Linked DNA regions of Mus musculus: all the other regions are linked to region 1. The links are chromatin loops, found by intact Hi-C in ENCODE. Cell type or tissue: heart. All regions are shown on one strand. Region 1 holds the start of Fyn (Fyn proto-oncogene). Region 2 overlaps Fyn (Fyn proto-oncogene). Region 3 has its middle 4.6 kb from the start of Gm31562.

Region 1 (2,500 bases):
CGCTTAAACTTACTTCTTAGAAGATTAGATTTGCTGAGGGGGAGGGATGAGTTTCTTACCAAAATCATTAAAGAAAATGATTCTGAACATGTCTTAAAACAGAGTTCTCAGTAAACAGGAATTGCCTATAAAGAAAATCAGGAAGGCAAAATGTTTCTTTTTATGAAGTTACATCCTGCCATAGAAAAGCTGAATCGGAAATAAAGACTGCAGACCAACCCGGCTATTATTTCGTCAAGGAAAATCTGAGCAAAAAGCTCAGCTCAGCCACCAGCGAAAACAAGAAAACCAAGAGAAGTTTGAATGCCCCAAGGAGCCAGACGAGCAATGGCCACTGGTAAACAGCTAGGGAAAAGCACAAGCAATCTCTACTGGGTGGTTTTGGGACTCTTTGTTGCAGGCCCCTTGAATTTCAGTCATACTTCTCTTTCACTTTTCCTGGGGTAGGTGTGGGGGGGGGGGCGGGGAGCATATTTGGGTACCCAAGAAAATGAGACTAACAAGTCATTAATTTCTTACTATTTGTTGTGCGTTTGCTGGTCCTAGCTTTCCCAGTTTCTGCAATGGTACTTCTCTACTTTGCTCCTCACTTCCCTAATTTGCCATCGCCATTCTTAACACCTTTCCATTTTATCCTCCCACTCTCAAAGGCGAGGCTATCTCTTTGGAGAAATAGGTTCCCATGGCTGTGAGGCTGGAGTGGCAGGTGCCAGTCTCCACTGGCAAAGTGGAAAGCAGCTCATTCCCTGCGCACTCTCCTGCCCACCTCACCAACTCGCAACTCCACACGATCCTCAGACACACAACTCTTCCTTCTCCGCCAACCTCGCATCCTCTCACACACCCTGTGGCCGTGCGCACCGCAGGCTGCCCGCCACCACTGTAAAGCTCAACCCACTCGGCGGCCCCACCCATGGCCGTCCCGCCTCCGACGCATTCACCAATGGCTGCCGGCGCTCAGCCCTCAGCGGGCCCTTTGATAGGGCAGAAAGACCTGACAGTCTCAGGGCGTGTCCCGCCCCCTCTCGAACCCCTCGGGATCCGGAGCAGCCCGAGCATCAGCGAGAGTAGCTGCGAGAAGCCGCGGCGGTGGCGGCGGCGCGTCGGTGCAGTTGCGCCATCTGTCAGGAGCGCAGCCGGCGGGGAGGGGGCTCCGCAGAGAGGAGGAGGGGTCGCCGTGCGCCGGGCCTCCGAGACCCGCCCGCTGGTCAAGAGCTCAGCGAGGCCGCCTCTAGCCGGAGCGTTTCGAGGACTCCCCGGGCACACACAAAGCCGCCACCCGCGCCAGGGAGGGACCGGGCTGCCGGGCCGGGGACACCGGCGCCGCCCCCTCGGCGCTTCGCGAGGCCCACGAGCTCCTGGGCCCCGCCGCGGAGCCGCGGGAGCCGCCTGGGCCGCGCCGGAGGAGGGCGGGGAGAGGACCATGTGAATGTGCTCCGGAGCTGAGCGCCAAGCCAAGCAGGTAAGCGACAGGGGATGCGCGGAGCCTCGGGATGCTGCGGAGACGCCCGGCCCAGCGCCCCCGCACGGGCTGCTCCCGCTGCGGTCCCGCCGCGCAGCCTCCAGGGCGCCCCGCGACGCAGGACACTGATGCGGGGTGCCGCCCCGAGGCTGCGCAGGCACCGGGGTGTCTTTCCTCGGCCGCCGGCGGGTGCCGGGTGGAAAATAGGAATTGGCTTGGGGGTGAGGTTGGCCCAGCTCCGCCCCCGCCCTCCTTTCGCGGCCCCCCGCGGGGACCAGGGCTGTGTGTGTTGTTTTAATGTCAGGGATGATGTAATCACTTAATAATTGATGCCCCGTGCTGCTTTCCTCCCCACCCAACCCCTGCCCCACTCCTCCACCTCTCGGCTTCCTCCCTCGGTGGCCCTTGCCGTTCCCCAGCGCATCCTCCTGCCTATTTCTGGAACCTCCCTTGCACTTCCCCCACCCTCCCCTTCACCCTTCCTGTGCTACCACCCACCCACCCTTCCCCTTTCCCCTGTGTCTGGCCTTGCCTCCTCTTCCTCTGTCCCCCCACCCCTTTTGCTCTCTCAAGCTTATTTCTCCTCCCTTCTCGACACGCTGGATTTCCTCCCTACTTCCCTAGGTCGGTAGACGGTTTTGTTTGGTCTCCTCTAGGCTCTCTTATCTTTGAGGCCACAGGGACTGACTGAGCTAGAAAGAGGCCACCAAGCTTGGGCCCAGGAGGCGTTTGCTGGGACTCACTGGGAGGAGGGATAATAAAATCACCCGTTTTGCCCCTCCTTCCTCTAATAAATCAGACTCATTCTGTGTGTGTGTGTGTGTGAGTGTGTGTGTGACACAAAGAGCCCTTTCAGTTCATAGAGGAGAGACACATAAAGTACCCAGGGCACCATGCTTCTTGTGTCTCATCCCTGGGGCGTCCCTTTCTTTCTGGTGAAGCAGTTGATCTCTTAGTCTTTTCTGCCACACTTACCAAAAAATGAAGGCTCCCGGATCCCGGGTGGCAGGTGCAGGCATTTAGCTGTGTTTACAGACT
Region 2 (2,500 bases), 81 kb after region 1:
TAATCCTCCTGCCTTAGCCTCCCAGGTTTTGAGATTACAGGTGTGTGTCATCATACCTGGTAGTCATGGACTTTCTAATAGTGTCATTGATTCAACAGTCCGGGATGGACGTGACTCAGTGACCGTGTGGGACAGAGTCTGGTTTCTGGCTGGCAGCTTCGTAACCCCCATTCCTTGTCGGTATTTTTGGAGAGCATTCCACTATATGACAAACTGATCAACCCCTTGCAACGTTCATTGAGACCCAGTCATTTATTCAGCCAGTCAACAAATATTTTTGAGTGCTCACTGCATAGTAGGCTCCCTGGAGAGACTGTTGTGCGTGTGTGCACGAGTGTTGACATAGCAGCCAAAGCGCTGGGTTAGCAGCCTGGCTAAAATGCCCATCTCTGCTGCCCTCTGCTTAGAAGGCCTCTCACAAGCTTCTTAGCCACAGTAAAACATTTCTCACTTTTGAAGTATGGGTCTAGGCTATAAATCCTTCCCAGATGACAGGTTGTAGTTGGGACCTAAGCAGCCTGTGCCCTAAATATTCATATATACAGTAAGGCGGGAGAGAAGCCAGAGACAGGAAGTAGCAGGAGCTCCCGTGAGACACTCTCTTAGTCCCATGCCAGGATCTGCACAAGCACTGGGACACAGCAGTGACCAAGGAGAGGTCCTGCCTTCCAGCTGAAGGTAGCGGATGAGGCGCAAGCCAGAATGGCAGCAGGGCAGCTTGAATTGATGGCACAGGATGCTGCTGGGACTGGGGAAATTGGAAGTAGGGAAGCGGGCAGGGAAGGGAAAGCAGAAAGGGTCTGAGAGGTGGGCAGCTGCGGCAGAAGCTGTGAGGGAGGCAGATAGCAGCGTCTCACTGCCTGACAGAAGACTCGTTCTCAGCAGGCCACCACAACAGACACAGAATCAGGTAAATCCCAGCATAGGCCTCTCCCCAATGGGGCTGACAAGCAAGGAAACACCAGAGTTGTCTGTGGGACACTCCCGACCTCCACAACTATACACAACTCCTACATGGGAATCAAAATGACACTGAAGCCACATGTGGCTCTGTGTAATGGCCAGTCTGCTTGCTTTCCTCAGAAATCTGGGTCTTTACTGAGACCCAGCAACATGTGAAAGGGTATAAATGCCTGCAGAGGATACAGCCCTCAGATCTTTTCCAGACCAGGGAGCCCACCCACCCACCCACCCACCCACCCACCCACCCACCCACCTACCGGATCCCACAAGTAATTGGAGCAGATCCAGAAGCCCCAAGCTCTTCCTTATTTACCCTTCAGTAATTACATACCTTCCCTATTGGAGGCTGGGGCTGAGCAGTTAGTCTCCTATTGTCTTTACAGGAAATGACATCCATGTGACTTCTCAGGAAGGCAACCAGTGGCCACTCTGGTTAAGATAATTTGGGAAGTGCTCAGCATATCCGCTAGCAGATTGAGTCCAGCTGAGTTGGAAGCTTCTGGAAATGCAGACACGAGACGGTCACCGTAACCAGGGCACTGCTGGGTCAGTTCCCTGAACAGAATGAAGCTCTGCAGAGTTGGACTCCTCAGAAAGGGGCGTGACCAGGGCCTTGCCACTCTCTCTCATTTATAACCTTACTCAGGATTGAGAGCTCCTCCACTCACGGAGACCTAAGCAGTGAGGAGTGCATGGGAACTCAGAGGTGCTGGGCTCATCTACACTGAGCTTGCTTCCCTGTGCTCTCCCTAGCTCCAGGACCAGCAGCATGCATCCCCAGGCTACAGCAGCAGAGCTGTGAACGTCCCAGGCATATCACTCACACACACACACACACACACACACACACACACACACACACACAAACACACACACACACACACACACACACACACACACCGGACAAAAGAGATCCTCCCAGAAGAGCAGGAAGCTCCCAGTAAGTAAACTCTTCTGTCTCGTTGGCTTATGTTGACCTGTAAGTTTATTGTTGACTCGGTCACTGGCAAGAGTCTGGGGGTCTCCACCCTGAGTATACACAGAGTATTCACAGCAGTCACCTGGGAAAGCTTGGTTTGACAACTCCTGTGAAAGGTCCTGTCAGTGGGCTAGTGTCCTGCAAAGCCCTAAACCATCCTGATGGCTCCCCTTCAGGGACTGTTGCCCTGCTCTTAAGGCACGGTGGCTGGGGAAGTGTATGCGAGGGCTCCCTTAGGAAGAAGAAATTGAGCATAACCCTGCATTGATGAGAACCATCCCTGTTCATAGTGTGTTCAGATGTCATGCACAGCCTTGGTGTTCCCTAGAAACAGAGAGTACAAAGGGGGCTATGCACTGTTGTGTGGGAGTGCCCACAAAATCAGCATTACTCCTTCACGACTGCACAAAGATGCAGAAGACAAACCACTCTTTGTTATGCGTTAGTTGTTTCTACTGGTAACTAAAAGCATATATCCAAATCCTAATGAGATGGCGATAAATGTGCTGTAGTATAAAAGAGTTATGTGCTAGGTCCAGCGCTCGTTCCTACAGTAGA
Region 3 (2,500 bases), 130 kb before region 1:
AGCAAATGCCTAAGCCTTGTTCAAAGTATGAGGAAAGCCCAGGGGACAGGAAGTTTGTCACACACAGCTTAAAGCTACAGGAAGGCACACAGCACCTCCATTTTGAAACTTAGTTTAAAAGGCTGTTTCAAGCCCCAGCCCAGTGATCACAGCATCCACATATCAAGACTGTGTTGGCTTTAAACGTCTCTAAATTTATTCTATTATCTATGCTCTCATGCCCCAGACCTCAGACTCCTGTTCCCATCACAAATCTGTGAGGTCACAGGCCAGGAGCTGTGATTTCAGCCTTTCTCCAGTAGAATTCTCCCAGCTCCTGACAAAGTCAGAGGTCACTCTCTGCCCCCATTTTTCCTTGGGAATGAATACCATCGACAGAGCTAACTCGGCCTGGAGAGCAGACCCTGGAATATTAGGTGTGGGTGAGGCTGAGATCAGAGCTATAGAACAGGAAGAAACCTACACTAGCCACCTGCTGTTATGTGGAAGAGGTAGGGTCACGGAGAGGATTTTGTTTTCAAAGGCAACATACAGCCTCATATGGGAAAAGGGATGGCAGCCCAAGGAAGAAGCCATAATGAACTAGGGTGAACAGGCACTCTATTCCCCTATGGAGAATAGCCTTCCCAATAGCTCTCTGGGATGGCCCTGATCTTCTATCTTCCAGTGCCATGATGATTCATATCCCCCACACGCACACACCCACGCGCACATTCACGCACATATACACATGCACAATCACACTAAGAGAAGTTGATGACTATGATATCTTTGAGCCAAGCAGGAGAGCCTTTAAAAATCAAAGCCAGTGACAGGTTTGAAGGAAGGGGCAGGGGAGGCAATGTGTCGAGTATCACCTCCAAGAGTGAGTGGTGCAGATGAGGAGAACTCTTCAGACCTGGATCCCGGACTTCTCTACCAGGGAAAACAATGGGAAAGTGCCTCCTTTGTTCCTTTGGAATTCGATCAGGATTCCCATTTCATTGTGTAGTCTTTGCCAAATGCAAATTCTAAGATACCCACTAGAGGTCGCTGTTCGTTACAATCAAACCCGGCTCCCCCGTTGGGCGGGGAAGCCCGAGCCGCGTGGTCTTCACTGCAAAGCAATCTGCAGACTTCAGTGAAAGAAAATCAGCTCCCTCACTCCCCAGGGTAGGTTCGTGCTGCCTGCAAGGACATTGCTTTTCATCACAGAAGTCAAAAGAAGATACAGCAAATCATCAAAGAATGTTTTCAACACCCCCCACCCCCGCACAGTTTGACTTTTCAACGGGTTCCAATGCCTCCCCCACTGCCCTATTGTATCATTTCTTCCCAGACGACCATCAAACAATCAGACCCGAGTAGAAGCCAAGCTGAAATACTAACTATATGTTTGTTGATCGCCACTACTACCCCACACCACTGGGGCTTATTTCTTTCTCTGCTGGGCTATACCCAGAGTATAAAATAACCAAGAAACACGAGGAGACAGCAGCAGTAAAGACCCTTAGTACCTGCAGCTTCTCTCAATGGTTAGAGCTCTGAAGGTGAAGAACGAGAGTGTAGTCAAAGCTGTTATCAATGTACCAGGGCACTGCCCGGCTGCCTCCTAGTCTATCCGAGTAGGCCCTGAGAAGCTGACCACTCTCCAGTAGAAGGCCACATGTGCAAGCATATTTGGGCAGCACAAATTGGTTATCAGAGATTTTTAAGAAACAAAAACAAAACAAGACAAAACACGCACAAAGTTGGGTGGACGGAAAAGAGAATGGACCAGAGAAAAGTTGGGCAAGTGAGGTAAATAAAATCAAAACATGTCCAAAAAAACTAATGAACATTTTAAAAATGAAGTTATCTATCTTTATAAAATTACACAAGAATTAAGTAAGTGCATAGCACTTTGCATAGCATTGTAGTAGGCACTTTATATTTTTAAATTTTATTTCTACTCAAGTTGGCCTGGACAGGGGAGAGACTGGATATAGGGAGCAGTCAGGGACTATTTTCCCGCTGCCCCTCAAAACCGGAATGGACCTGAGCAACACGCACAAGACAGGCAGAAGGAAGGATGGCCAAGTGTGCAGCTCCTAGAAGAGCTTTGAAACAGCACCACTGGTCTGAGCCCAGAGCTCTCTGGACCACACTCCATCTTTCTCTCCACTTAAGACTGCAGTGCTGTGTTAATGTCCTCTCGGAATACAAGTGGGATGGCTTCCAAACCACTTGGATGCCTGTATTGGCATCACATTGGTGTCAATGGCCTGTGAAAGCCAGTTCCGAAGGCTCGGGTGAGCAAGGGGGCTGCTTCTAGACCAGTGGCTCTCAACCTCCCTAATGTGGGACCCTTTAGTACTCATGCTGCGGTGACCCCCAACTGAAAGATTATTTTTGTCACTACTTCACAACTATAATTTTGCTACTTTTATGCATTGTAATGTAAATATTTGTGTTTTCTGATGGTCTTCGGTGACCCCGGTGAAAGTGTTGTTTGACCCCCCGGGCTGAGAACCATCATTTA

What was found. Hi-C counts contacts between places; a loop is a spot of excess contacts. Peaks named below come from ENCODE experiments on the same cell type or tissue, not always from the same donor. Only the 100,000 strongest peaks of a DNase experiment are listed, where the experiment ranks them.
Region 2: it touches region 1 in a loop (3.0-fold over the local background); 7 of 42 quality-filtered maps call a loop at or near these places.
Region 3: it touches region 1 in a loop (4-fold over the local background); 16 of 42 quality-filtered maps call a loop at or near these places.

Annotation. Positions count from the first base shown.
Region 1 is chr10:39,368,729-39,371,228 of GRCm38, forward strand. It overlaps Fyn (Fyn proto-oncogene), which reads left to right and starts at 1,071. Exons shown (of 14, transcript NM_001122893.1): 1 at 1,071-1,462. Gm31616 (predicted gene, 31616) reads right to left here and starts at 884. Exons shown (of 2, transcript NR_168583.1): 1 at 767-884. In heart, a CTCF peak has its summit at 1,060; DNase peaks (open chromatin) are centred at 973 and 1,873; H3K4me3 peaks cover 2,309 bases; H3K27ac peaks cover 2,343 bases.
Region 2 is chr10:39,449,869-39,452,368 of GRCm38, forward strand. The region is part of intron 2 of Fyn (Fyn proto-oncogene); the gene reads left to right. Among named protein-coding and RNA genes, the nearest start is that of Fyn, 81 kb to the left of the region's middle. In heart, no CTCF peak of the experiment used is centred here; DNase peaks (open chromatin) are centred at 722 and 1,433; H3K27ac peaks cover 1,454 bases.
Region 3 is chr10:39,239,001-39,241,500 of GRCm38, forward strand. No RefSeq gene overlaps it. Among named protein-coding and RNA genes, the nearest start is that of Gm31562, 4.6 kb to the right of the region's middle. In heart, a CTCF peak has its summit at 1,026 (motif pointing right); a DNase peak (open chromatin) is centred at 971; H3K4me3 peaks cover 627 bases; H3K27ac peaks cover 1,210 bases.